Linked DNA regions of Mus musculus: regions 2, 3 and 4 are each linked to region 1. The links are chromatin loops, found by intact Hi-C in ENCODE. Cell type or tissue: left cerebral cortex. All regions are shown on one strand. Links, peaks and the distances in the headings refer to the core of each region. The heading gives the core; the rest is flanking DNA. Region 1 has its middle 4.5 kb from the start of Kctd7. Region 2 holds the start of Asl (argininosuccinate lyase). Region 3 holds the start of Tpst1 (protein-tyrosine sulfotransferase 1). Region 4 overlaps Crcp (calcitonin gene-related peptide-receptor component protein).

Region 1 (7,494 bases), core at 2,282-6,281:
TGATTGGCAGGAAGCCCGCTCATAGGGGCAGCACCGTGGTCCTGCTTTCATTGGCTTTCTGACTAGCAGGCGCGAAGCTCCAGGCCACTCCACTTTATCATCCCGGTCCATGTGTCCTGGGAAAGGGCCCAGGACTGGCTGGTTTGTCTCCATAGCAGCGGGCCAGTGAAAAAAGGCCTAAGCAGGCTGTCCTTGAGGATGTGTTGTGGAGGGCTGAGGGCACCTGCTGTGTAATAGAAATTGAGCACTGCAACACCAATGGCTGGCAAGGACATGGCTGCTGTGCTAGCGCTTTTTCCGTGGACTCACACAGGAAGGAAAACCTTGGTTGCAAATACCTTTAATTGCAGCGACTTGAGAGGTTAGAAGGATTTCTGAGAATTCAACTCTTGTCTCTAGTATAATAAATAATAATAATAAATAATAACGGAACTGAGTATGGTGACTCACGCTGCAATATCAGTACTTGGAAGTCAAGGCCAGCTTCAGCTTCATAACATTGTGAGTCCAAATTGGGTTACATGAGACTGCTAAAAACAAACGCTAAAAATGAAAAAAATTAAATAACCACAGATGAGAAAAGAGAAAACCCCACTCCCAAACAGGGCTCCTCTTCTCCATCTGACCTGCCCACACATGCGTACGCGCAAAGCTGTGGCTTTATCAGATGCCTCCTATTTGTTTAAATTAGCCATTCAAAAATAAGTGGATGGAGAGTACACCACCAAAAGGCTCAAGCCCTCCTTTTGAACTGGATTTCTGAATATCTTCTCCCCTGGCAGGGAATCTGTGTTTTGCTGTATGTGACTTCAATAAAGCTTGGCTGACTGCCGAGTCCTCGCCTTTCCTGCTTGGTCATTCTTTCAACTGGACAGAGAAAAAGAAGCCATACCCGCAATTCTAGATGACCCTCTCCATGATAACGTCATCACCTCTGCACCAGGACACAGACAGAAACAGGCACTCCCAGAAGGCTCTTCCCAGCTAGTCAGATGACCCATTTGATGCAGCACGTCTCAGTCACGCATCGACTGTGTGACCTCTGTTGGGGGAGGTTCCTTCAGAAGAAGCCCCGCATCTTTCCACAGCTCCAATAGGCTTTTGTTACCTGTCCCAATAAACCACTTAAAAGAGAAAATCAGAGATTTAATCAACATGGCCCACACTGCGAAGAGGAAATGGTCATGCCAATTATCAGATGAACTTTAGGCTTAAGTAGATGACAGATTGAGGCAGAGGCTATGCACTAGTCAAGATGTGGGTTGTCTTGGTTTTGATTCTGTAAGTTGGTCCAAAGAAATCCTTTCAAGCTGATTAGGATAATTCCTACTCCAGGTGCGGCCTCAGTATCACAGATAATTTTTCCTATGGAGTGGTGGGTGGGTGTCTATTCTGTGAGCCTCTGCTGGTCCTAGAATCCAAGATGACTTTCAGATTTTGAACAGCAACTGAACGCCTTTCTAAGCCCCTGAAACAGAACACTGTCAAGAGGAGGCAGTTAAGATGGCTCAGTCATTCATTCTGTTGCCTTCCGCGGTGAAGGGAACTGGGGTAGGCTAAGGCAGATACTCAAGTGATTCGCCTGTGTGGAATCAACCAGGACTTTGACACAAAGAAGAAGGAGACGAAATGAGGACAGAGATGTGAGTCTGGGTTTTGTGTGTGAGGGCATCCAGAAGAGGGCCTCAGATCCCCTGGAGCTGGAGCTAAATACAGGAGGTTCTAAGTTGGCCAATGTGGGTGCTTGGATCAGAATTCAGGTTCTCTAGAAGATCAGCAAGTGCTCTTAACCACTGAGCCATCTCTCCAGCCCCCTGTAATCAGTTTTCTGTGCTGGAGCTTTCTTCTACTTCTGCCAAGAATTTCCTTTAGGAATGCACTTTCCCATTTGGTTTCGTTTATACAGCTTAGGAACTCCAAGGTCAGCAGCCTGGGATGAGGGCTGCTGGGAAAGTAGGAAGGGATAAAGGGGGAGGTCTGGGAAGGAGGGCCACTCGCTGGCAGCATGCAGTTACCAACCGCACCACTCTGGGAATAACTTCCAGCCAGTTCGCAGGGCAGCTGCAGAAGAGTAGGGGGCCTCTGAGGATGGGCTAGGCAGCACATGAAGATGCAGAAATCTCAGAGAATAGAGGCTGTGATACCTTGGAACTCCACCAAAGAATTATGTCACATGACACCAAACCCTGAAATTAGGCGCTGAGTTAATCTTTTTGCCAACTCTACCCAAAGGAAACTTTTTTTTTTTTTTTTTTTAAAGAAAGGAACCTCATGTGCTCACTCAGTTGCTATTTACTCTCCTGATTTTATTTTTCTTTATGCGTCTCTGGGTGCTTCTGGACCTGTATATGGGTACCAGCAGAGGCCAAAAGAGAGGGTCGGATTCCAGGTGGTTGTGAGCCATTTGACTTGGGGCTAGGACCTGAACTCAGGTCCTCTGGAAAAGCAGCAAGTGCTCTGCTGAGCTGTGCTTCCAATCTCTATTTTAACCTGAGAATGGGTCTCACTCACATATCCCAGATTGACCTGGAGCTCCCTAGGCAACCCCGGATGAGTTTGAACTTCTAATGGCCCTGTCTGCATCCCCCGAGGATACACCATCGCGCCTGATTTACCAGCTCTGAAGTTCTGACGTTTGCAACTGAATTCCGCTGAATCCTTTTAGTTGGCTGGAAAATGTAAGGCTTGAGGCACTACTACTCCTGAGGCAATATAGGATTAAACAAGCAAGAGCGTAGGTTAGCCAGCCCTTTCTGCCCAGAGCCACAGAGTAAAATCTTCAGACTTGGCAAGCCTTTTGGTTTCTGTCATTGTAGCAAGAAAGCAACCACAGACAAGAAATGAGTATGTGTGGCCAGCCAGATGTGGTTTTCTGGCCAACATTTACCACCGCTGGGGAGAAAAGGGATGGAAATCTCAGCCCAAACCAGCTCCATCTGACTTATATACATGAGCTTCTGCCTCGTTCTGGATTCACATTGCAATTATCTAGTGGGGAAGACCAATAAGGAGCCAAGTCCCGATGGCATCAATAGTGCTAATCGTTACTCAAAAGGATACGTTTAAGTAGTAAGTCATTAGAAAATATGTTGAGCAGGGTGGGTCCTCATGTGTCTTGTATCCCCAGCCTTTGAGGCAGGAGGATTAGGATTAGCAGTTCAAGGTGGTCCTCAGCTACCTAGAAAATTCAGTGCTAGCCTGGGATACATGAGATCATAGCTTTAAAAAAGATAACCAGGCAGAGAGAGAGAGAGAGAGAGAGAGAGAGAGAGAGAGAGAGAGAGAGAGAGAGAGAGAGGAGAAGAGATGAAAGTATTATACTTACATAGGCATGCCAATGACACTATTCAAAACCATAGGGACAGAGCTCACCTGTAGGATTAGAGAATTCAATCTTTTGGGTTCCCCCAACCCCCTTCATCCATGTTTTGGGACTGGAGAGCTGGCTCAGCAGTTAAGAGCACAGACCGCTCCTCCAGAAGATTGGGAGTCAATTCCCAGCACCCACTTGGTGGATTAAAACCCATCTGTTAACTCCAGTCCCAGGGGACCCGACACCCTCTTCTTGCCTCTTTGGGTACCAGACACTCACATGGTACACAAACAGAGATGCAGGCAATACATATAAATAAAAACTTTAAAAAATGGTCTTTGTTTGTTTATAGTAGAGTCTCGTGTAGCCCAGGATGGCTCTTCATGCTCTTATGCAACCCAAAGAGACCTTAAACTCCTGATCCCCCTGCCTCCAAGTCTGAAGTACTGGTATTTCAAGTGTGCACCATCACATCCAGCTTAATAATAATAATAATAATAATAATAACCCCACTGCGGGGGACATTTTGTAGAAAAAACCTTCTCCTTGTTATTTTTTAAAAGTTTAAAAGACTTATATGTATGAATGTCGTAAGTGCACATAAGCATGTGTGTGTGTGTGTGTGTGTGTGTGTGCGTGTGTGTACATGCACTAAATGCCTGCCTATTACCAGAAGAGTTGAGCAGAAAGTAGTGGATTCCCCCAGAACTGGAGTTACACATACAATGTGTGTGCTAAGAACTGCACCCAAGTTCTACCCAAAGGCAACAAGTGTTCTTTTGTTTTGTTTTGTTTTTTGGGGGCAGGGTTTCTCTGTGTAGCCCTGGCTGTCCTGCAACTCATTCTGTAGACCAGGCTGGCCTCGAACTCAGAAATCCACCTGCCTCTGCCTCACAAGTGCTGGGATTAGAGGCGTGCGCCACCACTGCCAGGCACAACAAGTGTTCTTCATCACCAGGCCATAGCTCCAACCCCACTTTCTCTTTTTAAAAATAATATTTTCATGTATTTTTTTTCTTACGTAGTCTGTGTATTTGAGGCCCAAAGGACAACGCGTAGGAGTCGGTTTTCCCAGCATGTGGGTTCCTGGGATAGACCTCAAGCTGCCAGGCGTGACCTTAGCTGCCTTTACTCACTGGGTCCAAAGTGGACAGAACTTCCATTTGTTCATAATTCTTTCCTATGGCAAAAGTTTTTCAGATTCGGCAGTCATTCCATGCTTGGCCAGCAGAGGGCACTTTAGGCTTTTCCTATCAGAGCCAGACCACAAGGTCAGAATTCTACACTACGTAACACCAAACAGTGGCTATGCTGTGAAAATCGACCAACTCTAGATTCTTAGTAATAACTCTGGAGTGGATGAGACACACTTATTTATTTTTCTAAGAAGATAGGGCCAGGTATGGGAGTGAGCTCCTAGCACTTGGGAGGCCGAGGGAAGTGTTCAAAATCATCCCATAGCTGGAGGCCAGGGTAAGCCCCAGACCACCTCACAAAATCAAAAGTAAAAAATATTAAACACAAGTCTTATATAAGCATCGTACATATGTACATACATACACCACACACACACACATGCCTACAAATTGAAAATAAATAAAAACAAAAGGACTCAAAGCAACAACAAAAACCAAGCCAGATTTTAAGGAAAAAAGAATGCCCTGCCTAACCAATTCCCTACCAGCCTGTTTTTGGTAGTGAATACTAGAAGCCTTGTGACTTCGTGAAATAAGGGTTTACATTAAAGTCCTAAGGACTTTAATCTACCTGGAGTCCTTAGGACGCAATCGTGCCTGAGAAATGACTGAGTCCAGGGTGGTATTTAAGAAGTTCCCATGAGTACTAATGACGAGTTAACAGAAAAGCTCCTGTGGAAAGATGCTGATTGGCAGGTAATGACTGAGTAGTGATGGTCACTGGCAGGTCATTAAGACCTGGCTCTGGGTCCAGGCCACTGCATTCGCACCCCACCCACAACACTTACTCAATGGGCGACTTTGCGTAGGATGCTTGATTTCCTTGAACTTATTCATGATCTTGACAGACGTGGGTCTCAGCACAGCATCCACCCCGAGCTCCATCGTTCAGGCTCCAGCTCCGGGCAAAGCGGTTTGCCCTGGCCCTGGTTCTTGAGGCGCTCTAGGCGATCCTTCTCAGAATGGCTGGTTATCGGATGTAATACAGAAGGGCTGTATGTTATTTTCTCCTTGCATTCTTTATCGTCTTATTTTTAAAAACAGATCTTAGGTTTTAAGTGTACGGGTGTTTTGCCTGTATAGCAATACATGCCTCTAATTCCATCACTTGGGAAGCTAAACAAGGTGTATCATGAATTCAAGGCCAGCTTAGGCTACGTGAGACCCTTTCTCAAAATAAGAAGATTAGAGAAAGGCTCTACTCCTTATTAATACTTGCTTTTCTTGCACAGAACCCAAGTTCAGTTCCCAGGACCCTCACAGTGGCTCCAGCTGACACCCTCTTCTGGTCTCCTTTCACACAGCACACACATGTGACTGCTTTTCCAAAAGTCCTGAGTTCAAATCCCAGCAACCACATGGTGGCTCACAGTGTACTCATATACATAAAATAAATAAATAAATCTTTTAAAAAAGAAAAATAAATTAAATAAATAGATAAGCCGGGCAGAGGTGGCACGAGCCTTCAATTCTAACACTGGGGAGGTAGAGGCAGGCGAATCTATAAATTCAAGGCCAGCCTGGTCTACAGAGTGAATTCCCGGACAGCCAGGGCTCCACAGAATAACTGTGCCTTGAAAAACAAACAAATAAATGAACAATAAATAAAGTGCAGAAAAGAATATCTTTTATCATTTGGAAAAGAATTGCCTTTCTTCATGAAGCTCAAGAAATATATTCTTAGCCGGGCGTGGTGGCGCATGCCTTTAATCTCAGTACTAGGGAGGCAGAGGCAGGCGGATTTCTGAGTTCAAGGCCAGCCTGGTCTACAAAGTGAGTTCCAGGACAGCCAGGGCTACACAGAGAAACCCTGTCTCGAAAAACCAAAAAAAAAAAAAAAAAAAAAAAAAGAAATATATTCTTAGACCAGAGCCAGGCATGGTGGCTCACATCTAAAATCCTGGCAGAAGGGTTGCTACAATTTTGGGGTTAGCCTGGACTACACAGTGTAGTTTACCTTGGTCTACAAAATGAGACCTAACGACCACCAATGCAGAGGGAGCAGAAGTTAAGTTTATGATCTAACTCCCAGCACTAGCCAATTTTGTCAAAGGCCACAGCAACTTTCCAATTGGATGCTTGCACACGTATTCCCTGCTTGCTGCTTACAATAAAGCCTTGCCCCGATAGACATTCAGGGCTCCCACACACACCAAAACTGTCCTGTGTGACGGTGGTACGTTGTGGGAGCTTGACTAGAATAAAGACCCTGCTGTGAGTTGCATCAGATCGACTCCTGGGTGTGTTTTGGGGGATCACTAACATTTCCCTGTCAAACCATGACCACTCTGCTTCCTGGGCAACCAGACGCGACAGCCACTTTCCCTCGCCTTCCCTCCGTGATGGACTGTAAGCCACAAGCAGCTTTTCTTCCTATGAAGTTGTTTCTCTCAACTATCTTGGTCACAGCAATGCAAAGGAAACTAGCACAGGTGTCTGGTTTTAGAAGAAGAGCTAGGAGAATCTTCCAGAGGACACTGGACTTGCAGAGACCTCAGGACAGAGAGGCAGCTACCAGGTCAGGAGCAGAGGGGAAGACATCCTAGGGAAAGAAACAATGTACAGAGGCCTATGGAGGGATGGAGCCGAGAACTGGGGCTGGATCGCAGGAGATGGTGGTCTCCACTCCCAAGGAGAGGAGGCCAGGGCAAGAGTGGGACTGGTGCGTCTGCTGAGATTATTTACTGTAATGGTGTCTTCACAGAGGGCGAAGTCTTTGATTAGGGTTGGGACAGAGGAGCTGGAGGTTAAATGGATAAATTCAACAAATATTTGACGGTGGGATCAAAGGTCTTGTATTCTTGTATATGCACGGACGGAAAGAGAGTGACCTTTATGTGTCTGGCTGAGTGACAGGGCAGAAGGGACTTTAGTTAGTGACGCGGATATGACCAAACCGGCTGCAGATGTGAAACCGGAACGCCACATAAAATATCTTGCCCTGTACCTGGCAGAGGAAACATAATCGATACTTGTGGTTACTAT
Region 2 (7,494 bases), core at 1,389-5,388, 120 kb after region 1:
AAGATATTGCCAGGTGTCTTGGCACACACATGTCACCTCCAGCCCTTGGAACCAGTCTCTCTTTGGTTTGTCTTGAAAAACCAAGAGAGAGAGAGAGAGAGAGAGCTCTAGTTAACTCTCCTAAATATTTTTCATTTGTTTCAGTTATTTGACACAGGATCTCATATAGCCTAGTCCCACCATGAACTCACCTATGCAAGTGAGGATAAACCTGAATAGATCTGAAACTCCTGACCCAGCTTCCACCCCCTGACAGCTGAGATCCCAGGCATGAACCACTATGCTAGCTTTAAGCAGGATTAAGATTCAAGCCCTGAGCTTCATGCATGCTAAGCAAGCACTCGACCAACTGTATCCCAAGGCTTCTCCTAAGGTTTCCTAAACTTTCTCTGCTCTTTGGATACAAACCAGAGCTTGAGGTTTCCTAGGCTGACGCTCACAGGGTGAGAGTGAACTAAGACTCCCTCTTGCTCTGAGAGGGCTCTACTCTGAGACATGCCACCAGCTTCTTTTGACAGGCACTCTAATGCCAAGCCAAACTCCAAATCCTCCCTGGGTGATTCTAGACGAGTGTCCAGTGCTGAGCCATGCCCTTCTCATTTCATAGATTCTAAGCGAGTGCTCTATTTCTGAGCCATTCCAGAACTCTTTTTTTTTTTTTTTTGGTTTTTCAAGACAGGGTTTCTCTGTGTAGCCCTGGCTGTCCTGGAACTCACTCTGTAGACCAGGCTGGCCTTGAACTAAGAACTCAGAAATCTGTCTGCCTCTGCCTCCCAAGTGCTGGGATTAAAGGCATGCGCCACCACGCCCAACCATACCAGAACTCTTAAGCACTTACTATAATCTAGGTCTATTTGGCATGATTTTGAAAACTTGTTTCTACACAAGGCATGGAAGTTTGATTAAAGTCCTGCATTGTGTGATACAGACATTCTAGCAACTACTGAGCATGCTCCTCGAATGTTCCCAGTCCCATCTTGGCTATCTCTAGCATCTCTGGTCTGTTGGTGATTAAAAACGTCCATAGTCCATAAGGGGCTGTAGGGATGGCTCCGGGGTTAAGAGGATGTGTTGCTCTTGCAGAGAATCCAGTTTCAGTTTCCAGCTTGCCGAATACAGAGGCTCACTGTCGTCTGTAACTCCAGTTCCATGGATGCCCACGTGCTCCTCTGACTGCCACTGGTATCAGGCACATACATAATGCACATACATACACGCATCCTCCATGATTGGAGGTCTATCATGACACACCTGGTCTCCACAGTGGCCGCTGCCCACTCTTCCAGCCATGTTCTTGTGCTGATTCAAGGTAAGCCCAGACCTCCTGCTTTGAGAATGAACGTGATAGACTGAAGGAAGCCCTGAGTTTTAACCCTCAATTGCCCGTTAGAATCCCTTTCTAGACTCTCTAAAGAATACCAACTGGACTACATCCCAACTTTGGGGGGGAGGTTTGTCCTTTTTTTTTGTACATTTATGTATGTAGTATGCATGCATGTGTATGTATCATGCATATGCATAGAGTGTAGAGGACAATTTGGTGAAGTCATTCTCTCTTTCCACTATGTGGGTCCTGGGATCAAAATCAGATTGTAAGATTTGACAATAAGCACCTTTACCCATTGAGGCACCTCACTGGATCCATCTTTTCTTTAGGTAGGCATTTATTTGGGGGTGGGGGAGGGGAGGTGTGCACCACTTGCCACAGAACATGTGTAGAGGTTGGAGAACAACCCTTTGGGGTCCATTCTTGCCTTTCCCCTTATTGAGGCAGGGCCTCTCTTATATTTGTCACTGCTCCAAGTTCCAGACTAGCTGGCCCCCACATTCCTCTAGTCTTCTCGCCCGTCTTGAGTAGAAATACTGAGACCACAGATGAGTCCCACAGCCGACCTTCTATATGATTTCCAGGGATCGAACTCAGCTGGCCAACCTTTCAAGGCTAGCTCTTGTGCTGAGCCATCTCTCTAAGCCCTGGATTCAAAGTCTTGACATTCCTACCTCAGGCTCCCGACTGCTGCGATCGCAGGTATGTGCTAACAGTTATCACAGGTAACTTAGCATTTAGCAGATATCTTTCCACAGCCTGACTGCCAGCCTTTTTTTTTCTTTCTTTTTTTTTTTTTTTTTTTAATTCCATAACCCAGGCTACCTTGAGCTGGCTTATGCAGCTCAGGATGACCTAGAACTTCTGACCCTCCTCCATCAATCTCCCGAAAGCCAGGACTACTGGCGTATACCACCATGCTTCATTAGTAGTCTGTATTGGCCTGGAACCTGAAGCAAGCCTTTTGCCTCAGCCTCCAGAGTACTGGTATAACCGGCATACAAAACCATACCTGATTTAGCATGATTTACCTCTGCCCCCTACTTTAAGACAAGGTCTCACTCTTTAGTCCCTGTTGCCCACCCCCAAGCCCCCTACCCCTACCCCCCACTCCCCACCCCGGCCGGCCTCTGCCTCCCAAGTGCTGAAACGGTTTTGAAACAGGTTCATCTGCAACCCAGGCCTGGAACCTCCAGCAATCTTCCTGCCTCAGCCTCCCGGGTGCTGCAGGGATGACAAACCTGTCGTCTGTCTTCACCTCAGCAAAGGTTTTGTGTGCTTGAACCTCAGTACAACTAGTGCTGACTCCCTGGAAATCACCTCTTCCTGCTGCTAGTAGCTTAGCCAGAGGTGGTCCCGCCCATAAGCGTGATTGATGAGTCACACCCACCTCTCCCAATTGGCTCTACTCTTCCAGGAGGCGGGGACAAGACAGAGGGGCAGCGGACGCCATCCGGACCAGAAAAAGCCAGGAGAGACCAGAAGGTAACCTGGTCCCTGAGTGTCTTGATCCACTAGGTCCAGGGAACGTGGGACAGAGGGAACAAACAAGAAGGAACGCGAAGTCTGTGGTGCGCTTGCTGAGTGCTGCCCACGTCCTGCAAGCCGAGCAGGTGTCCCAACTCCGTCCCTGCCCCGTAGACCTCCCGAGCCGAGTTGGTCAGTGTGGTCTTGTCTTCCAGATTCGTAAGACAGAAGCTCCAGGAGGAGGAGGAACCGCCCAACATGGCATCAGAGGTGTGTAGGACTGAGGGGACCTTGCAAAGGAGCGGGGAGGAACCAGTCGGGTTTAACCGCGTATGGGGGCCATCTCCTGCCACACAGACCTGCAGTGATCCTGAAATTCCCGACCACACTTCCAAAGACTGGCTTCACGTAGACTCAGGGATGTCCGCGTCGTTATCTGCCCATCCAGCGCCACCTAGTGGCTTATGTAATGATCTCACTATTGGCCACTATGTCGGGCGGTTTTCCCCGTTTTTTTTTGTTTTTGTTGTTGTTGTTTTGTAGTTTTTTTTTTTTTTCTCGTTTGTTTTTTGAGACAGGGTTCCCATGTGTAATCCTGGAACTCGCTCTGTAGACCAGGCTGGCCTCGACCTCAGAGATCCACCTGCTTCTGCCTCCCAGAGCGCTGGGATTAAAGGTATGAGCCACTGAGCCCTGCGTTTTCCCTTTTTAAAGAATTATTTTAAAATGTATATTTGTATGGATGTTTTGCCTGCATGTATAGACGTCTGTGAACCCCGGGGCTGGCTACTCCCTATGTGGGATCTAAAGGAATGGAGTTACAGATGTTTGAGAGCCACCATGTGGGTGAAGACCAAACCTCCATGCTCTTACTGGCTGAGCCCGGCTCTCCAGCCCCTGTTTTTCTTTCTTTGAGACAGTGGCTAACTTTTAGCCCAGGCTAGACTGGAATTCACCTCTACTCAGACTGGCCTTAAGCGTCTGACAAGTCACCTGCATCCACCTGCTGAGTGTTCAGATTCCGGGTGTGACCTACCACATGAAAGCTTTCCACTTTTTTTTTTTTTTTTTTTTTTTTTTAGCATTGTTTGTTCGTACATAAGTATGTCCATGTGAGCTCTCATACATGTGGTGATCAGAGGACAAAATGTGGGAGTGGATTCTCTTTTCAACAGGCTTGGCAGCAAGGGCCTTTACCCAGTTAGCTACCTCATCTTCCTTACATACCGCTTTTCACCCCACATCCTCTTGTCAGGCCCCACCCAATAGGATAACTCTCTCCTCCTATTCGCTTGTTCCCATGTATAGGAAAACTTGAGTCCCTAAATTGTCCTTGAGGTCCATCATATAGAACCGGCCAGGAGGGAGGGACCTCTCTCCGTGGCCCCAGTGACTCCCTAGGGTGTCGCTGTCCTCTCCTCTGGGCCAGGAATCCCTGGCTTGTCTTCCTATTTAGTGAAAGGTGTGCAAGATATAGGTCTCCCGTGGGCTTGGTTGGTTTAGCTGGTAAATGGAATGATGACAGCTATTGGGCTTCACCTGTAAGGAATGGATCTCAGAGTCATAGCTCTGAACTCTTAGGGAATGGAGGCTGTAGGGAAGCAGATGCCTGCATGTGTGGTCCCTTCTGGTCTTCGTTAGCTGGCAACTCACCTCCTTCCTCGTAGCTCATCATTCCGATTAAAGATTTAACTCACTTGAGTTACGACGGCCTGATCTGCTTAGCTGCTGGGTCATGCGGAGGGTCAGGAACAAGGGCTGGACTTTGGAGCCAAACAGATGTGATTTGTACACCAGGGTCCTTGACCTCTTAGTTCCTTTGTGAAGTAGGGGTGTTGGTGTCCACTTCATAAAAGGATGTAATTGCAGTACCATGTAATTGCAGCGGCCCATGCCTCTAAACCCAGCACTTGGGAGACAGAGGCAGGAGGAGCTCCATAAGTTCAAACCCAGCCTGGTCTATAGACTGAGTTCCAGGACAGCCAGGGCTACACAGAGAACCCCTGTCTTGAAAAACAAACAAAGAAAAAAAAAAAAACAAACAAACCCACACTATTAATCCTCCTACATCTGCCTCCCTAATGCTGGTATTACAAGTGAGTACCACTACACCCAGCTAACAGTAACTTTTCCGATGCTTCTCTTGTGCATTTAAACTGAATCTTACTCATTCCACTCGGCCCTTTTCCCCTTCTCCCAGGCTTCCAGCGTGCAGCAATACCCTCTCCATTTGTATTGGTCCAGCCTGAACCTATCTCCACAAGCCAAAACACATGGCTGGGGTTGTAGCTCAGTGGTGAAACACCAGCTTAGAATCTCTCACTAAGGGACTGGGCTATGACTCTGTGGTAGACCACCTGTGTCTCACAAACAAGGCCCTGGGTTAAATTCCAAATATAGGAATGGGTGGGGTCAAGGGGGAGTGTGTGTCTGGAAGCCTGCTGATGGAATTAGAGCTCAGAGTTCTGCACTCCTGGAACACAGTGGTCTGGGCTGCAGATGGCCTCAGCTTGCCTGAAGCCATTCTGTGGGTTGATACTAATTGTTCTGGCTGCTGTCCTGCTTATTAAGGAGTTGTTATTACCAACAAACCAGGCACAGAGGCCGAAAATCTGGAAAGGAAGGCAGTGGCAGGATGCTTCCTGGGCCTTCCCCTGCAGCCTCCTGACTTGTTTCTCCATACTGACTGTCTGGCCCTGACCCACAGGCCCCAGGGGCCCAGGGGGGAAGGGTGTTGAAGGAGATCCTTCGAAGGTCAGGTGTAGATCCTCTCACAGAGCTGGGGGTGATGCTGGAGGCTGCTTCTGCGGTTCAGAGTCCTTCTGGCGGTTGAGCACAGAGGGGGTGGGCTCCTAGCCAGGGGCCAGAGCAAAGCGCCTGCTCCCTTGAGACACTTCAGGGCTCAGGAGGCAGTGTTGGTAAACTGCTTGCTTTGCAAGGGTAAGGACCTGAATTTGGGTCCCAGTGCTGAAGAAGTTGAAGCTGTTGACCAGCCAGCCTAGCTGAATTCAGGATCAGTGAGAGACAGTGTCTCTAAGAACTTGGTGATACACTGTAATCCCAGCACGGGGGTGGGGTGGGTGGAAGGGGAGACAGAAGGTGAAGATCTCCAGGAATTCCAGACCAGCTTCATTTATATAGTGAGTTCTAAGCTAGCCAAGGATACAGAGTGGGGTCCTGGGTGATGGTTTGAATATTAACTAAGACACCCTGTCTCAAAATTAATAGTAGCAATAAGTAATAAGGTAGAGCGCAATTAAGGAAGACACCACTGACTCCAGCATTCCTGTGTGTGTGTAGGCACACACACACACACACACACACACACACACACACACACAAAGCAGAGAAAACAGAGCACACCCTAACCCTGAACACCCTCAGTCTTCCTTCAGTATGTATTCGCTTTGCAAATGATATCAAACTAAATGCTTATAACGTTGGTTCTTAATCTGTGGGTCACGACCCCTCTGAGGGTGGGGCTTTCCCAGGGGTTGTGTGGGGCCATCAGAAAACACAGATATTTACATTGTGATTCATAGCAGCAAAATTACAGTTATGAAGTAGCAACAAAAATAATTTTATGGTTGGGGGGGAGGGTCACCACAACAGGGTGAACTGTATTTAAGGGTCACGGCTTATAACAAGCCTATCTTGTGGGTACAAACCTTCCTTATTTGTAAAGAGGCAAAACTGAGACTTCAAGGAGTTATATGGTATACCCAAGGGGAAGAAACCTTATGTTCCCTGTGGCTTTTGCACACACAGACTCACACACTCCATGTCCGCCACCAGTGTCCCTACCATGCTTTTCTGCTGGTCCTGGGTTAGCTGTTTCCTGTATATTCTGCACCCCTTCCTATGGCCTGTCCATATCCTGGCCTGTGTCCTTCTCTTTCCAAACACAAGCCTCTCTGACCTATCCTGCTGCTCTCTGGTGGCTGGAGGTGGGGGATCAGCTAATGTCGTCTTAGAAAAACAATGATACAAAAATAGGGGCTGGACAGAGTGGTGGTGATGCACGCCTTTAATCCCAACACTCTGAAGGCAGAGACAGGTGGATCTGTGAGTTCGGAGGCCAGCCTGGTCTACAGAGTGAGTTCCAGGACAGCCAGCGCTATACAGAGAAACCTGTCTCGGAAAACAAGGAAAGCAAAACAAAATAACAACAATTATACAATGTGATCTATCGGCTAGAGAAAAGCAATTTTGGTGTGGTCCCGGGAATGCCACTGTCCCCCTGGTCCATCCCATGTGGTGAGAAAGAACCCTGAATTGTGTTTCTATCATATCTCCTTGCATGCTCACCAAGTTCCCAAGCCTCTGAGTTTCAGCTGCCCTATTTATCCAGTGAGAATAATGTCTAATGCCTAGGACGATGACCCCACGCCCTTTCTGGCTAACTCTCTCAAGGGTCCCTTTTGAGAGTCTGTTTTGTTCTGTCCTCTTGGCCAGAGCGGGAAGCTATGGGGTGGCCGGTTTGTGGGTGCTGTCGACCCCATCATGGAGAAGTTCAACTCATCTATCTCCTATGACCGGCATCTGTGGAATGTGGATGTGCAGGGGAGCAAGGCCTACAGCAGGGGCCTGGAGAAGGCGGGGCTTCTCACCAAAGCCGAGATGCAGCAGATACTGCAAGGGTTGGACAAGGTAGTCTCCCTGTCACAAGCCACACCCTACATCCATTCCCCTGGGAACCC
Region 3 (7,494 bases), core at 2,004-6,003, 58 kb after region 1:
CAGATTCTCTGGAAGAGCAGCCAGTGCTCTTAACCACTGAGCCATCTCTCCAGCCCCAGTGCAGCTTTCCTTTATCCCAGTCATTGTCCCATGTAAACAGGTATACTGCCTTCAACCTAGTTACTCACAGATGAAATTCTGTCATCTTTTTAAACATAGATATGAAGCTGCTCATCAGAAACCATATTACAAATTTTATGAGCATAATGGACATGCTTATTATTTAATTTTCTTGCACCCTCCTGAGGATTTCATGAGAGAGGCCTGTATAATTTTTCTAGCATAGGAAACATCCCTCAACTTGGTACTAAATAAATAAAATGCAATTCATAGTACCACTTATCTTTTTTTTGGGGGGGGGGGGGTTCGAGACAGGGTTTCTCTGTATAGCCCTGGCTGTCCTGGAACTCACTCTGTAGACCAGGCTGGCCACGAACTCAGAAATCCGCCTGCCTCTGCCTCCCGAGTGCTGGGATTAAAGGCGTGCGCCACCACGCCCGGCAATAGTACCACTATCTTAAATGCAGACTCTTCTTGCCATGAAGTTAGACTCCTACATCTCGGTCAAACACACAGAGCATATAAACAAATGTGAGTCACCATCTGCCTGCAGAGAACTCAGGAAAAGAAGATAAGAAATCTCCACACAAGCCACGATGGAATGATAAAAGGTCAGACAGACAGGAGGTATGAACAGATGCCTAGAACTAAAGAAGATGTATATCCGTGGGCTGGCAAAGGGCAGGACAGAGGAAACAGCACTAGCGTAGGAAACAGACAAGAGGGGCTGGGAGCAGGACCAGAGTATCCTGTCGAGAAGTCTCAAAGCAGCAGCGGGCATGGACACAGACTGAGGGAATAGTAAACAGTCAGTTTACTCTTGGGGAACAGAAATAACAACATAAAACAGAAACAGGGATCTGGACTGTTTCAGAGTTATCAGTGACCTAAACAAATGTGCCAAAATAATGCAGGAACCCCTTCTCCATAAATGGAAGCAGAGGCAGGAGAACTCCTGGGTCGGTAGAGTAGGACTTCCCAAAGTCCACTCTTCATGGAAGTGCAGGAAACTGACAACACCATCAAAACCAGCTTTCTCAGAGCTCTGAAAACTCACCAAAGGCTTACAAAAATCCAAGGAATGCTTATACAAGAAAGAAGGCTGACTCTCAGCCAGCAAAGTGAGTGTGGCGGCTCTATAATTTGCCTCACTCCCTTTCCCAGCTCTGAAGAAACCTTGAAAACCAACAGCCTCATAAACATCTTCTGAACATGAGCAGCCGCTGACTGGGGCAGGACAGGACTGCAGCTCCCAACAAAACAATGGCCTCAAGAGCCTCAACTTACCCTGTCTGGCAGCTTACTGAAAAAGTCCCATTCTTAAAACTTATCTTCATTTGAATGGAATCAGAGATGCCTTCATATAAACGGTCATATCCTCAAAGCATTTGTTGAAAATAATCAGACTAGTTAATGCAACAGCTTCAGGCAACGGCAACCGCACACGGAACAATCAAGACTAAAGATCTGGGGAATGAGACATTCATAGAGAGCTCAGAAAAGCCCTCAAATGTCCCAAGAACAGCTCTCAGCACTGTTTGATGTTCTGAACAAACAGGAAATGTGGACTAAGGCACAGTGGTAAACTACTGGTGTACACACACACACACTTCTAGGATGGTGGAGTGGGGGCTTCCAAAAGTCTGCTCTTCGTAAAACTAACAAGAACACTAGCAAATGATTAAGGCCAGCTTTCTCAGAACTCTGAAAAATTCATCAAAGGAATCCAAAACTCCAGGGAATTCTTATACCAGCAAGCCTGGTGAGTCTGAGCAAGCAGAAGCTCTATAACATACACCACTAGGTTTCTCCTTTCCCTTCAAAGCCTGCTCCATTTCCAGCATTTCCCAACAGGACCAGGACAGCTACCAAAGCCAGAAATGGAGACGTGGTCTTAGGGCTTTTGTTGTACTTCAGATCAGTAGCAGCATGCTTGCTTAGCCAGATGCGTAAGACCCTGAAGTTGATTCCCAATTCCCCAACACTATCCTCAAATCTATCCCTGAGCTCCGCAGGCCTTACCATCTTCACCGACCATCCTGTGCAGACCTCCACGAAGCCAGTCTTGCCTCTGTCTTAACTGCTCGTCTACAACACTACCAGAGGATCAGAGAGCTCTTTTCAAAACAGATTCTCTAAGCTGGAGAGATGGCTCACTGGCTGCTGCTCTTGCAGAAGACCCACATCACCTCAAGGGGCCCACAACTACCTATAACTCCAGCTGCAGGAGACCTGGTGCCCTCTTCCAGCCTTAGCAGGCACTATACTCACTGACACAAACTTACACATTCCCCCACAGTAATACACACACACACACACACACACAATTAAAAATCAAATAATTAAACAAAAAAAAGTCTATTATCAATGTCTATTCATGTTACCTGACACAGTAAAGGTTGCAGACATAGAAGCCCATCTTCATTTCAAAGCCCTGCCCTTAGGGCTGAGAAAGAGGCAAACGATGTAAACAAGCAAATGGAACCATCACGGGTAATTTTGACAGTAGACACAAAGCATAAGGTAGCCCAGCACGATGGCTCATGCTTGTGATACTAGCACTCAGGAGCCTGAGGCAGGAGGAACGTAGCAAATTAAGGGCCACCATAATTTAGAGTGAGATCCTAGACAAAAAAGAAAAAGAAAGAAAGAGAGAGAGAGAGAGAGAGAGAGAGAGAGAGAGAGAGAGAGAGAGAAAGGAAGAAAGAGAAAGAAAGAGAGAGAAAAGAAAAGAGAAGAAAAAAGGAAAAGGAAAAAGAAAAAGAAAAAAAAGGCACAAAGACTGGAAAATGGTTCAGTGGGGTAAAGTGCTTACCATACAATGATGAAGACCTTAGTCTAGGTCCCCCAGAACTCACATAAAGCCAGACATAGTAAGTAGTGTATGCCTATAATCTCAATGTTCCCACAGAGGGTGAAAGGTGGAACCTGGAGGCTCTCTGGACGCCTGCCAGTCAGCTAGCCTGACATACACGGTGAAGAAACAGAAGAGACCTTGCCTTAGGCCATACAACGTAGAAGGTGAGGACCAACACCAAGGCTGTCCTCTGAGCACACACACGTGCACCCACACTCACACAAACCTCCAGAAAAGGAAGATTAACAGAAAGCTTTTCTGTAAGCAGGGAGGTGGTGGCCCATGCCTGTAATCCTAGAACTAGAGAGGCAGAGGCAGGTGGATCTCTAAGTTTGAGGCCAGCCTGGACTACAGAGTAAAGGAAGGAAGGAAGGAAGGAAGGAAGAGGGAGGGAGGGAGGGAGGGAGGAAAAGAAAGAGCAGAAAGAGAGAGCTAATTTTTCTATAAAGCAGACACACAGTGAGATCTGACCCCGCCCCTTTCCTTCCCCTTTATTACACTTTATTGCTCTCCCTGCTGTTTCCTATACCAGTCTTCAGGTCAGGCATCCTTTTGGAGGCTGGTGAGAGAGTTCTACTGTTAAAAGTGCTTGCTATACAGTCACAAGGATGCCTTGTTCTAGCATATACACCCCCAACACATACACATGTGCACAAAGTCATATGGACACATACACACATATAAATAAATAAATCTTTTTTAAAAATCACTTTGGGGGTGTTGGAGAGATGGCTCGGTGGTTAAGAACACTTGCTATTCTTCCAGATAATCCCAGGTTCAATTCTCAGCACCCACAGGGCAGATCACAATCATCTCAGGCACTGGCTGAGCACACCCAATGCCTGAGCCAACCTTCTGTCAAGGAAGAGAGAAAAAGAACTGAGGTCATAACGTGATACATGACAGACCCAAAGCAAGAAGTAAGAAGCCGATTCTGACATTTATTATGAAAGGTATATTTTTTTGTGCATATGTTGTGTGCAAGTATGTGGATATATGCACATGAGTGCAGGTGCACCAGAGTCCAGTAGAGGGCGCCGGATCCTCTGGAGCGGAGTTAAGGGCAATTATGAGCCGCACAACATGGGTTCTGGAAGGTGAACTTAGGTTCTTTTCAAGAGTAGTACAAGCTCTTAACTGCTAAGCCAGCTCTATCTACAAGTCCCTGGTTCTACGATTTCTATGGAGAAATGGTATACATACATGCATACATACATGCTTAGGTCACAGGTAGGCAGAAGAGGAAGGAAGGGACAAGCAGCCATGTGTGAAATGCTGAGATGACTTCATCAAGCAGAGATGAAAACTGAAAGCTGAAGTTTACCAGAAACAGGAACTGAATAAAACAACTTTGAATAAAAGCAAACACCCTGAGCATGCTGGTGCCACATGCCTATAATCCCAGCACCCAGGCGACTGAGGACCCCTCTTCCTGAGGTAAAAGGACAGATCAGAATCAAATAAGCACAAACAATAAGCAAAGAGGACAAACCATTAGGAACCCAGGCCTAACACCCACCAATTTACTGTTAAGTGAGAGACATGTGTACATACAGAGAGAGAGAGAGAGAGAGAGAGAGAGAGAGAGAGAGACTATGCCAACAGTCAGAGCCAAGAAGCAAAGACATCTGAACAGCAATGTAGGTTCAGATGTATACAAACAGAAGTCAAAGGCTCTCCAAGTACTACCCAATGTTCGGGCTACCTTCCATGTGCTAGACCTACTGTGTGGGGACCATCAATAAGTCCTTACCCATTATGGGAACAGCTAACCTAAGGACAAACTATGATGCTTATTTGTAGACATATCTCACATATTTATTACGGTCTGAGTGTCTGATGCTGTGGTTCCTGTGGAGGTCAGAAGACAACTTGCAGAAACCAGTTCTCTCCTTCTACCATGTTCTGGGTTTGCAGGCTCTAACTCAGGTAGTCAGGTTTGGCAGCACAAGCCTTTACCCCTGGGCTATCTGCTTGTCTCCAGCGCTGTTTAAAGCACGGCACTCAATTTGCATAGTGGTCCATACTTGTCATCCCAACAACTGGGAGGCTGAGGCAGAACTGCTTTGAGTTCAAGACTATAGTCAGCGCTGGCCAGTCTAGAACGAGTTTGTGGCCCTGACTCATGTGAGAGTGCGGGGTGGCTGGAGTCCAGCGCTCAGGGATTTAGAGCACTTGCTGCTCTTGCAGAGGACTGGAGTTCAATTGCCAGTACCCACGCGGTGACTCCCACCCACCTCTAACTCCAGCTCCCAGGTACCCAGCGCCCTCTTCTGGCCTCCTCAGGCACTTAAGCGCACGCATCGTGCACATACATACATGCATGCATTATATATATATATATTAATAGTAATAATTATAATTATGGAACTGGCATAAGGAGCATGGTAAATGTCCCAAGTGTCAAGTGTCAAGAGAGGACGAAAAGGAAAAGGTGGCGGCTGATTAAAGCCAGAGGAGGTGAACAGGATATAAAAGGGTCTCCAAATTAAAAGGGTATGCACCATTCCATGAAGGGAGTCAGCAACTGACATGGAAAAAGGGACTCACGGTGGCCCACGCCTGTCATCCCTTGTTGAGACGAGACGACCACCACCAGCCTGATCTACATGATGAACCTGAGGCCAACCTGGGCTAGATGGTGATTCTGAGGTCAGCCTGGGATACAAAGTTAAGTTTGAGGCCAGCTTAGGCTATACACAGGGAGTTCGAAGACGATGTGGGCTACAGGCTAAATCGAGTTCAAAGCCAGCAAGGGTTACTCTGAATTCATAGCCAGCCTGGGGTAAACAGTGAGATGTCTCATGGGGATGGGGGTGGGGGAATCCTCAAAAAAACGGGATGACGGTCTCCATCAAGGCTAGGGATATCACAGTGAGCGTGCGTGCGCAGGTGAGTCGGGATCCGGTGAGTGGAGAGCCGAATGCCTGCTGGGCAGACATGGCAGTAGCGACCGGGACTGCTAGGCGAAAGGAGCGGGAGGCGCCGGGCGGCCCGGGGGATGGGGGAAGGGGCAGGCGGGATGAAGGATGGAGGCGTCCCGGGCTCGGCGCCCGGAGAGCGGCGCCGCTTACCTACGATGGCGGAGGCGCAGCCGTGCCGTCGCTCCGGCATCTTGGGCTTCGGCCGCTTCTCCGGCCGCCCTAGTTGGTGGCCATAGCGCCCGCCCCGGGAGCGCGTCCTCACCGCCAGGCGACGGCCCTGCCCGGCCCCGCCGAGAAGCGCACCCGCGGCCGCCTCAGCAGCGACTGGCCGCGGTCGCCGCCTCAGCTCCTGCCTCCCGCCGCCGCGTGGCCGCGGGATCTCACGCACGCCGCCATAGGCTACCCGCAGCCGGGCCGCGCGATGTGTCCGCCTCTCTGATTTGTCGGTTCCGGGGGGAGGCGGGGCTTGAGAGAGAGCCCGCGGGGCAGCCAGGAGCTGCGGGGTGGGGTCTGACATCCGGGGCCAGCGTTTGTCGAACTCGCAAAAAGGGCTTATACCCTGCTGCTGCCTACACGGGCAGTTTGTGGCTGGAGTAACAGAGCCGGTGGCCTAACTGGAGGGGAGCCAGGACTTGTTCCGGGACCCTCACATGTCCAAGAAGACCTTCATCCCTGAAACAGGGCAGGGACAAACAAAAAATAGTGTTCCTAAAAAGTCCCCTGCACTGCCTGGCCATTGCTTGACGCAGCTGTCAAGCACACAAGTCAATTTGCACAGTATTCCGTACCACAGAAAAGTATTAGTGAGGGCTGAGGATGGAGCTCAGTCGGGAGAGTAGGCGTGAAGCCTTGGGTTCCATCCCCAGCATCAACTGGATATGGTGGTACATAGCTCGAATCCCAATACTGAGGTCATACAAGGCAAGAGGATCAGAACTTCAAGGCCGTCCTTGGCTACAAGGGGGAGTTTAAGGACACTCTGGACAGCATGAGTCCCTGTCTGAAAATAAAGATGTATAAATGAAAGAAGGTGCGATGACTTAACCACTATAATATCTCAGAGGGCTGTGGCAGGAGGATTGCCAGGAGTTTGAAACCATTCTAGGTTGCTTCGTGAGTTCCAGGCCAAAATGTATTACAGGACAAAATCCTTTCTCAACCTCCCTTTGCACCCTGCCCTGAAGCCAGGCAAGGTGATTCATAGCTATTATCCTGAGACTCGAGAGGCCAAGGCAGGACAGAATTCAAGAGCTATCTGGGCTGCAGAGCAACATCCTGTCTCGGAGTTTAAATTTTTTAAAAAAGAAAGGTTGGGGATGGAACTCAGCTGCTAGAATGCCTGACCCAGAGCGTCACTTAGCACCATAGAAGCCAGAAAGAGTGACACGTGCTTATTAACCCAGCACAAGCCAGTCTCTGGCATGAGCACCTGGAATTGAAGTTGAGCCTCAGCTTCACGGTGGGTGAATCTGGGGCCCGTCTGTGCTGCAGGAAGTTCTATTGCAGAGGAAAGAAAAAAAAAGAAGGAAGTGGGGAGCATGCTCACAATCTCAGGACTTAGGAGGGGGAGCCAGGAGGTCAGCAGTTCAGGGTCACTCTTGTCTATGTACTGAGTTTGAGGCAAGTCTGAGTTACACATACATACATACATAC
Region 4 (7,494 bases), core at 1,658-5,657, 96 kb after region 1:
TGCAGTTGTTTCTCTTTCTGCCGTGTGAATTCCAAAACGAAACTCAGGTGTCCAGGCGTGGCAGCAAGCACCTTTCCCCATGGGGCATCTCATTTCTACTTCTAACAGGCTGGTCCTGAACTTGCTATCTAGCTGAGGGTGACCTTGAACTCCTGATCCTTCTGTTCATTCTCAGATACTAGGATTACAGTATGTGATGCTCAATATGGATTGTCACCTTGACTGGATTTATCACCACCATGGGAAAAAAAAATCCTCTCGACATGCCTAAGAAGTAGTTTCTAGATTGGGTAAATTGGGGTGGGGTGATATGGTTGCCACCCTTTCCCTCTCAAATGGGTTTTATCAGGCATTTTGCACAGCAAGGAGAAAAGTAGCTACCACATAGTGAATTCGAGCCAGCCTGGGCTTTGAAGATAGTAATTACCATATGACATCAAACTTGGTATAAGGCCCAGGATGACTTTAATGCCTGATCTTCCTGCCTCCTCCTCTTGTCAGGATTACAGCAATTATCATCTGACATAAGAGATACACAGCCCACTGTTGAAGAGGTTAAAAGGTGACAGGGCTTCAAAGATTTATTTCATCTTATTTACAGGTCTGGGCGTTTGTCTGCATGTGTACTATGTGCACTACTCATGGATACCAGAAGGGGGCGTCAGAGTCCCTGGGTCTGGAGAGACGAACAGTTATGAGGCTCCGAGTTGAGTGCTGGCAACCAAACCCACGTCCTCTGCAAGGGCAGCAAGTGCTGTTAACCACTGAGCATCTCTCCAGGGACAGGACATCAAGGCAGAGGAATGGTGTCACCGTCTCTATCCCTACACAGGTGGTAAGTTCTACATTTCCTCCTCAGTCCAACTCATCTTTTAGTTCTGTTCAACACAAATGGGGTTTAAAGATAATTCTGGATAAAGATGAAACGCACACCACAGTTGCCTTAGCCAGGTTTTGGGGAAGCAGTGTAAGCCATGTATTCCCAAGCCTCAGGTTCACGTCTGTAAAACAAATCAGAGTCGCACTTACAGCTCATGAAGGTCACGAGAGGCAACAGTCTCACATCTGAAGTGGCCGCTATCATCACTTGCCTGTTTTCCACTTGGCATCCAAGCGTGAAACACTTCTGACATGGAGAAGGAAATGACCTGTCCAAGCTTCCCAGGAGTCAAGATAACTTCCCACCCCAGCTCACATTAGCCATGTGCTTCTAGCAGAAACATTCACCATGGCGATGGAGACAACGGCCGACAACAGTTTCCCCCCTGATGCAGGTGCTAACAATTACAGCCCGAGCACCATGAAGTTCTGCGCCTCAGCAACCCCTAAAACATTTAGCAGTCAATCTACTCAACAAATGAGATTTCACAGTAGAGAGGTGCTGACCTCATATGCAGGAAGCCTTGTGCTCAGTCCAGGGCGGATGGGAGGCAAGAGGGAGAGAAAAGATGAAAAGAAACAAAAAGGGGAGAGTGGAGAGAAGAGGGAAAGGAGACTTTGCATTGAGCCCTGAGAGTTGTCTGGGCAAACAAGGAAGCAGGGCTGGGGATGTGGTTAAGTTGCTAAAACTCCTGCCTACCATTCGCAGACCCTGGGCTCCAGTGCCGGGACCGTATGAACTGAGTGTCCTAACCAACCTCTGATGGCCACCGCCAGCCACTGCTTCCTTCAGTCTCCTCCCATGGATCACAGCGTCACTCTTTTGTTGACCACTTGTCTTTCTGACTGTTCTTTGTGTCTGTCATCCTCCCCTCCAAATCCTCTTAGGGATTTCCTCAGACAAACGGCACAATCTCAAGAGCTACTACAAGCTTTGATGGAGAAATTCATGTTTCCGAGTTTTGTGAGCTGAGCTTCAGACCTCTGTAGCCATGTGCCCCTCCCCCTGCCACGTCTCCACGTAGATGCACCAGATGCTTTGAAACCAGCACATCTAAAACTACTGTGACTACTCTTTCCAGCACACTAGCTCCTCACTCTACTTCTAGTCTACAAGGACCTAGAGTCAGAAATCTGGGCACCACCCCTCACCTCTCACCCACTTGCAAGACTCAGCTCCCGGGCACCTGTATTTATGTGCCCTTCTCACCACTACCTTGAGTCTTGGTAACAGGACAGCAGCTCCACCCTCTGGACCCTTCCACTTTTCAGTACAAGCAAAACATCTCTTACAAGACTGAAAGCGTGTGACTGGAGAGATGGCTCCTTAAGTAAGAGCTATTGCAGAGGATCCAGGTTCGGTTCCCAGTGCGTGCATGAAGGCTACTGTCTATAACTCCTACTTCCAAGGACCTGACTGAAACCCTCCTCTTCCCGCCATGGACACCAGACAATACACTTACATACACGCATGCTATTCCCAGGAAGTCCAGAAGGTACAAATCCTCTGGGGACTAGGAACTTAGCCCAGGTCCTCAGCAAGAGCTACAAGTACTCTCAACCTCTGTCCAATCTTTCCAGCCAGGGTCCTCCCAAAGGTCTTGGTATGAAGTTGAATTTTTCTAGTTCATCCCCAAGAATCCTCTGAACTCTGCCCTTCAGAAGTCTATCTTCAAATGTCTTCATTTCATGAAACGATCACAAACTACAGACTGACACAGAAAAGCCTCAGGCCAATCCCCAACTGCAGACTTTGCCTAGCAAGCAGCACTTCCTCAGCAGCACCCGAGCCTCCCTTCATCTGACCATGAACAAAACAGTACCCCTAACCTGACACCCAGTGCCTCTCCACTACGTCCCCTCCACCTCAGCGCTGAGAGAGTCAGGCTGGCACAGCGCAAGTGTAATCTGAAGGGCAAGCTAAAGGAAGGGAAGGGAAGCCCTGGCTTGTAAGAGAAGTGTAGGGGAACTGTGAGGAGGGAAGAAGCAGGCTTTTCTCTTCTGAGAGCAGATCTGGGAAGACAGCTAGGGAAACCTGAGACTCTACCATCTGTACTTGAGCTTGGCTGGTCTGAGGTCCATGTCCTAAAAACATGGTGTCAAACCCCTGGAGCAATGTGTGCAGAACAGAAGATGCTCGGTATGACTGCAGAGCTCACTGGGCTGGCCTGCGAGAGCAAGGGTCATTCTACATAGCTGTGTGCCTTACAGGGGTGATCTCAGGATAGGAACGGAGGCTACTAGTCGGATACTGAGAAGCAAAGAGTGCAGGGCGAATCTAAAATATTCAAGAATCAGTTTTGGGTGGAGACTCGGGTAACACACTAAATACAAAATTACTTAACACCCAGTGCCAGAGTGACTCGGAGTTGATCTCCAACTGTATTATGATGAAATCTACCAAGTCAATAAATCACGGCTCCTGGCCTGCCCCCACGGACTCCAGCGGGGAAGATAACTACACAAAGTAATAAGCCCTGGAGCAAAACAGAAGATGATTTCAAGATCAAATAAAGACGTAAAGAACATGCCAGCAGTTCCTCTGTTAAACACGGTTTCTGTCTTAAAATACACTGGCCATCTTAGCTGGCATGCAGCCCCTTCACCAGCCACACAGGCCAAGAGGTAGAAGCCAGCCACCGTGAAAAAAGCTTGCTGGGTCCCTCTCCTGGCCATTGTGCAGCACTGCCAGGAGCTCTTGCCCAATATTATTTAAAAGGTTACATAAGCCTTGATAAATAATTAGTCTGAAGGCAGCAAAAGGGGAAGGGAGCCAATAATCCTCTGATTACTGAAGTGTGCTTTATTCCTATGTAGATTACAACCAATTTTGAATCAATTTGCAAGACAGTTCCTATTTTATAGGCTTCTTCGTCCCTTTCTCCAACTCCCCCCACTCTTGGGGGGTGGGAGGGAATACCGGTGAAGGAACCCAGAGCCTTAGCCATGCCAAGCAGTTCTCCACCATGGAAAGGACACAGGGACCATATCCAGATAGTTCACACAAACACCTGAGAAAGGACTTGAAAATCAATCATGAGAAGGCTCAGGGGTTCAGAGAGGGCACTGCTCTTGCAAAGAACCCAAGTTCAGTTCTCTGAACTCAGGTCAGACAGTTCACAACCACTTGTAACTCCAGCTCCCGGGAGCCCTTGCCTCTGGCCTCCTGGGCCATCTGCACTAACCTGAACTTCTCCACATACAGACATTTGCATAATTACAATAATTTTTAAAAGGAACTGCCATAGTCAGTGATAACCATGAAAACCCTCAGAGGTTTGGCTACACTCTACAAAACAAGAGCCACCTTAACAGAGGCTTCTCATAGGATTGCCAGCCTAAACTATCTGAATATAATATGCAAAAGGCCCAAGATACAATTTACAAAGTTATTTCAACCAGGAAAATATGACTTATTTTCAAAGGAAATGGAGAGATAGCAAACTCATGCTAACAAGGATCTTAGAATTATCAAAGATACTACTACAACATGAAACTAAAGTAAGCTGTCGTGAAATGAATGGACAACCAGGAGTTCTAGCAAAACGGAGTCATTCAAAAAAGGGAGGGGAGGGGATGAAGGCCGCAGAGGGGGCGCTGGAAAGATGGTTCAGTGGTTAGGTAAGAGTACTGGCCACTCTGCAGTGGACCAGGGTTTAGATCTCAGCACCCACATTAAGCAGCTCACACACCCCTGGACTCTAGCTCCAAAGGATCTGATGTCCTCTTGTGGCCTCCAAGGGCAACACACACACACACAGACACACACACACACACACACCCCTGGAACTCTAGCTCCAAAGGATCTGATGTCCTCTTGTGGCCTCCAAGGGCAACACACACAGGATTTAGATTTTTGTGTTCAGCGTTCTTTAGAGAACAGAGGCAGAGAAGTGAGCTTAATACTGTGTGAGCTATGGTCATCCTGAGCAATAGGACAAAGCTTCCGGAGAGCTGGACCAGCGATATCCACCTAGCATGTGCGAGGCCCAGGTCTGATCCCCACTACCATCAAACACCAAAAAGCCGAGCAGACAGACAGTGGTTTACAGAGCAACTTTTGGAAGTCATCAACATCAGCACTGATCTGCAGACATGGGAAGGCTTTCTCCTAATGCAAACCCTCAGCCTGTGCTTTTAGCTTCTGTAAACCAAACTCACACATCTAAGGCGTTGGCAGGCACCTAATGTTCAGGGAGACGATAATCAAGCTGTTTCTACCTCAAGCAAACACAAGTGTCAACGTCGGGTGACTTCATTGAGCACCTTATAGAAAGTACTTAGGTTGTGTGGTTTTTTTGGTTGGTTGGTTGGTTTTTTTGCCTGTCTTCCCTCCCCTCCCTGCACCCTCCAGCACCCAACAGTGCCGGGGATGAAAGGCCCTCATACACGCTAGGTAAGCACTAGTACCGTGCTATGCTCTCAACTCCGCGCTGTAATTCTGAACCCTGCTTTTCGTCTAATCCAGCTGTGATGACAGGCAGTAAAGAGCTTCAGGAACTGGGACCCTAAGAAAAGACTCCGAGGAAAGCACGCTGTGGCTCTACAAGGCCATGGGTCTCATTCTCAGTTGTCCTTCTACAACACCTTAAAACAGTGCTGTGTACAACTGTGAGGTCACAGTGACTGAATGCAGGTGCAGCGGTCACATGCAGCTGTTCAAAGGCCACATCTCCTGTTACCTGTCATCTCCTGAGGATAACTTACTTACTTGGTCAGCTTGTGGCTTTTCATTGCTGTGAGGAATTCTTGGACAATCGCTGGACTCTGGTTCCTACATGGTGTTTTTGATATGTACTTTAGTGTCTAAAGATAAATACACAAAAGGCAAATATAAGCTATCGAAATTGTGAGGTTTTTAAATAAGATCTATTTTGTTTTCATTCATATGAGCCTATGAATGTATATACACTTTAATACAGACACTCATGGAGGGGGGAGGCTTTGGAACCTCCTGAGACCAGAGCTCCAAGCAGCCGAGTCACCTTGCGTGGGTGCTGGGAGTCAAACGTGGGCCGTTTCAAGCCCTAGGATGTAGAGATGTGGATAAGCTGGAGACATGGCTCAGCGGTTAAGAGTACATATTGCTCTTGCAGAGATCACGATTCAACTCTTAGTACCTACATGGTGGCTACAACCGTCTGTAACTCCAGTTCTAAGGATCTGATGCCCTTCTCTGACCTCCACAGGCAAACAGGCATGCACATGGTGCAGACATACATGAAAGCAAACATCCAAATACAGAAAATCGTGACAGGAGAAATTTGAATAAGGAAAACAGTGCTAAAGTTTAATATTCTAAAATTTCCAGAATTTCAAGTTATTTTTTTATTTTTAAATTCTATGTTTCTCTGTGTGTCTGCACATGCATAAGTTTGTAGAAGTGCAGGTTCCTGCAGAGAAAGAAAGCAACATTGGATCTCTGACACTGGCGTTAGTTACACGTGGGTGGGAGCCACCCAGGGCAGGTGCTAGAAACCAACCTCGGGTCCTCTGTAGGAGCTATAAGCACTGCACTGCTGAGCCATCACTCCAGCCAAGACAGTCAAGTGTTTGGTTTGAGTTTTGCTGACTCATCATTTTAATGTAATACCTTCTTGTTACTTCCTTTCAGGTCCCAACCACGTCAGGAAAGAACATCCTTAGGAATTAGTTTTGCTCTCTTCCTTTTAAATGCTTTTAGATTTTCCAAGTTTTCCCTTAAACAAAGCATTGGGGTTTTTTGAGTGTAGTAAAGAACCTGGCCAGCCAGTTGGGGACACACGCCTTTAAACCCAGCTCTACAGAGGCAGAGGCAGACAGATCTCTATGAGTTCCAAACCAGCCTGGTGTGTGAGTTCCAGGACAGCCAAGGCCTGTCTCAAAAAACTGAAAAGAGGAAGAATTTGTGCTTGCATAAAGAGAGTTTAGCCTTTGTCCTAGACCTGGTGATCTCCAGGTCCTTGGAATGCTATACCTGGGCCCCCGGGTCATAAGCTTATCAGCATAACTTAGTGGCTGGCTCCACTTGTATAGTTTCAGAGCAAGGGTTAGCTAGCAGTGAGACCAGGGCACACAGGGCCTGCTGGCCATATTCCATGCGTGCGCCACACACTGACTGCAGGAAAGTAACATGGCCAAGTCTATGCGACCACAGAGGGAATTATGACTTGGGTATCCTCTGTTTCTTGATTCTCTTGGCTAATTTTAACCCTTTCCTTGTAGCAAGCTGTCACTGTGAACGTAATAGCTTCCATCCTGGGACATGAGGGGGAACCCACCTCTCCCTGGGCATTGGACAGATGTTAAGCATTGCTAAAACACTGTTAAAGTCAGTATCAGTGTTATTGCTGTTCTCATTATAAGCACTAGCTCTGATGTCCATTGTCCTATAGATAAGCACAGACCCTGTGAACGAGACACTTTCACCCCCTCACGGGTAACTGTTGGGCTCTCCTGTACTGAGTTAAAGGACTATCAGTCAAATAGTCAGTGGGCTACCATGCCAACAGAGCCATTCTGACGTCCCCCTAGAGGTCCTGGGGAAATGGAACCACTGCTGCTTGCTGTGGCTCCTGAACAGACAGGACTGTTTCGAACAATCTATACTGGTTTTTTTGGTTTTGTTGTTGTTGT

What was found. Hi-C counts contacts between places; a loop is a spot of excess contacts. Peaks named below come from ENCODE experiments on the same cell type or tissue, not always from the same donor. Only the 100,000 strongest peaks of a DNase experiment are listed, where the experiment ranks them.
Region 2: it touches region 1 in a loop (7-fold over the local background); 15 of 42 quality-filtered maps call a loop at or near these places.
Region 3: a loop joins it to region 1, with 2.0 times the contacts of the local background. A loop is called at or near these places in 10 of 42 quality-filtered maps.
Region 4: a loop joins it to region 1, with 4 times the contacts of the local background. A loop is called at or near these places in 20 of 42 quality-filtered maps.

What each region holds. Positions count from the first base shown.
Region 1 is chr5:130,136,658-130,144,151 of GRCm38, reverse strand. It overlaps a transcript of Kctd7 not described here. Among named protein-coding and RNA genes, the nearest start is that of Kctd7, 4.5 kb to the left of the region's middle. In left cerebral cortex, for the core only: a CTCF peak has its summit at 4,530 (motif pointing right); a DNase peak (open chromatin) is centred at 4,545.
Region 2 is chr5:130,019,612-130,027,105 of GRCm38, reverse strand. Asl (argininosuccinate lyase) reads left to right here and starts at 2,725. Exons shown (of 17, transcript NM_133768.5): 1 at 2,725-2,812; 2 at 3,010-3,064; 3 at 7,250-7,444. The coding sequence starts at 3,053. It overlaps Gm40334 (a long non-coding RNA gene), which reads left to right. Exons shown (of 3, transcript XR_868562.1): 2 at 1,084-1,309; 3 at 1,912-1,978. In left cerebral cortex, for the core only: a CTCF peak has its summit at 3,261 (motif pointing left); DNase peaks (open chromatin) are centred at 2,735, 3,188 and 3,574; H3K4me3 peaks cover 1,009 bases; H3K27ac peaks cover 343 bases.
Region 3 is chr5:130,078,159-130,085,652 of GRCm38, reverse strand. Tpst1 (protein-tyrosine sulfotransferase 1) reads right to left here and starts at 6,283. Exons shown (of 6, transcript NM_001130476.2): 1 at 5,992-6,283. In left cerebral cortex, for the core only: CTCF peaks have their summits at 3,951 (motif pointing right) and 5,205 (motif pointing left); DNase peaks (open chromatin) are centred at 5,132 and 5,880; H3K4me3 peaks cover 773 bases; H3K27ac peaks cover 733 bases.
Region 4 is chr5:130,040,397-130,047,890 of GRCm38, reverse strand. Crcp (calcitonin gene-related peptide-receptor component protein) reads right to left here. Exons shown (of 6, transcript NM_007761.2): 4 at 5,591-5,685. Among named protein-coding and RNA genes, the nearest start is that of Crcp, 15 kb to the right of the region's middle. In left cerebral cortex, for the core only: a CTCF peak has its summit at 3,552 (motif pointing left); a DNase peak (open chromatin) is centred at 3,540; H3K27ac peaks cover 332 bases.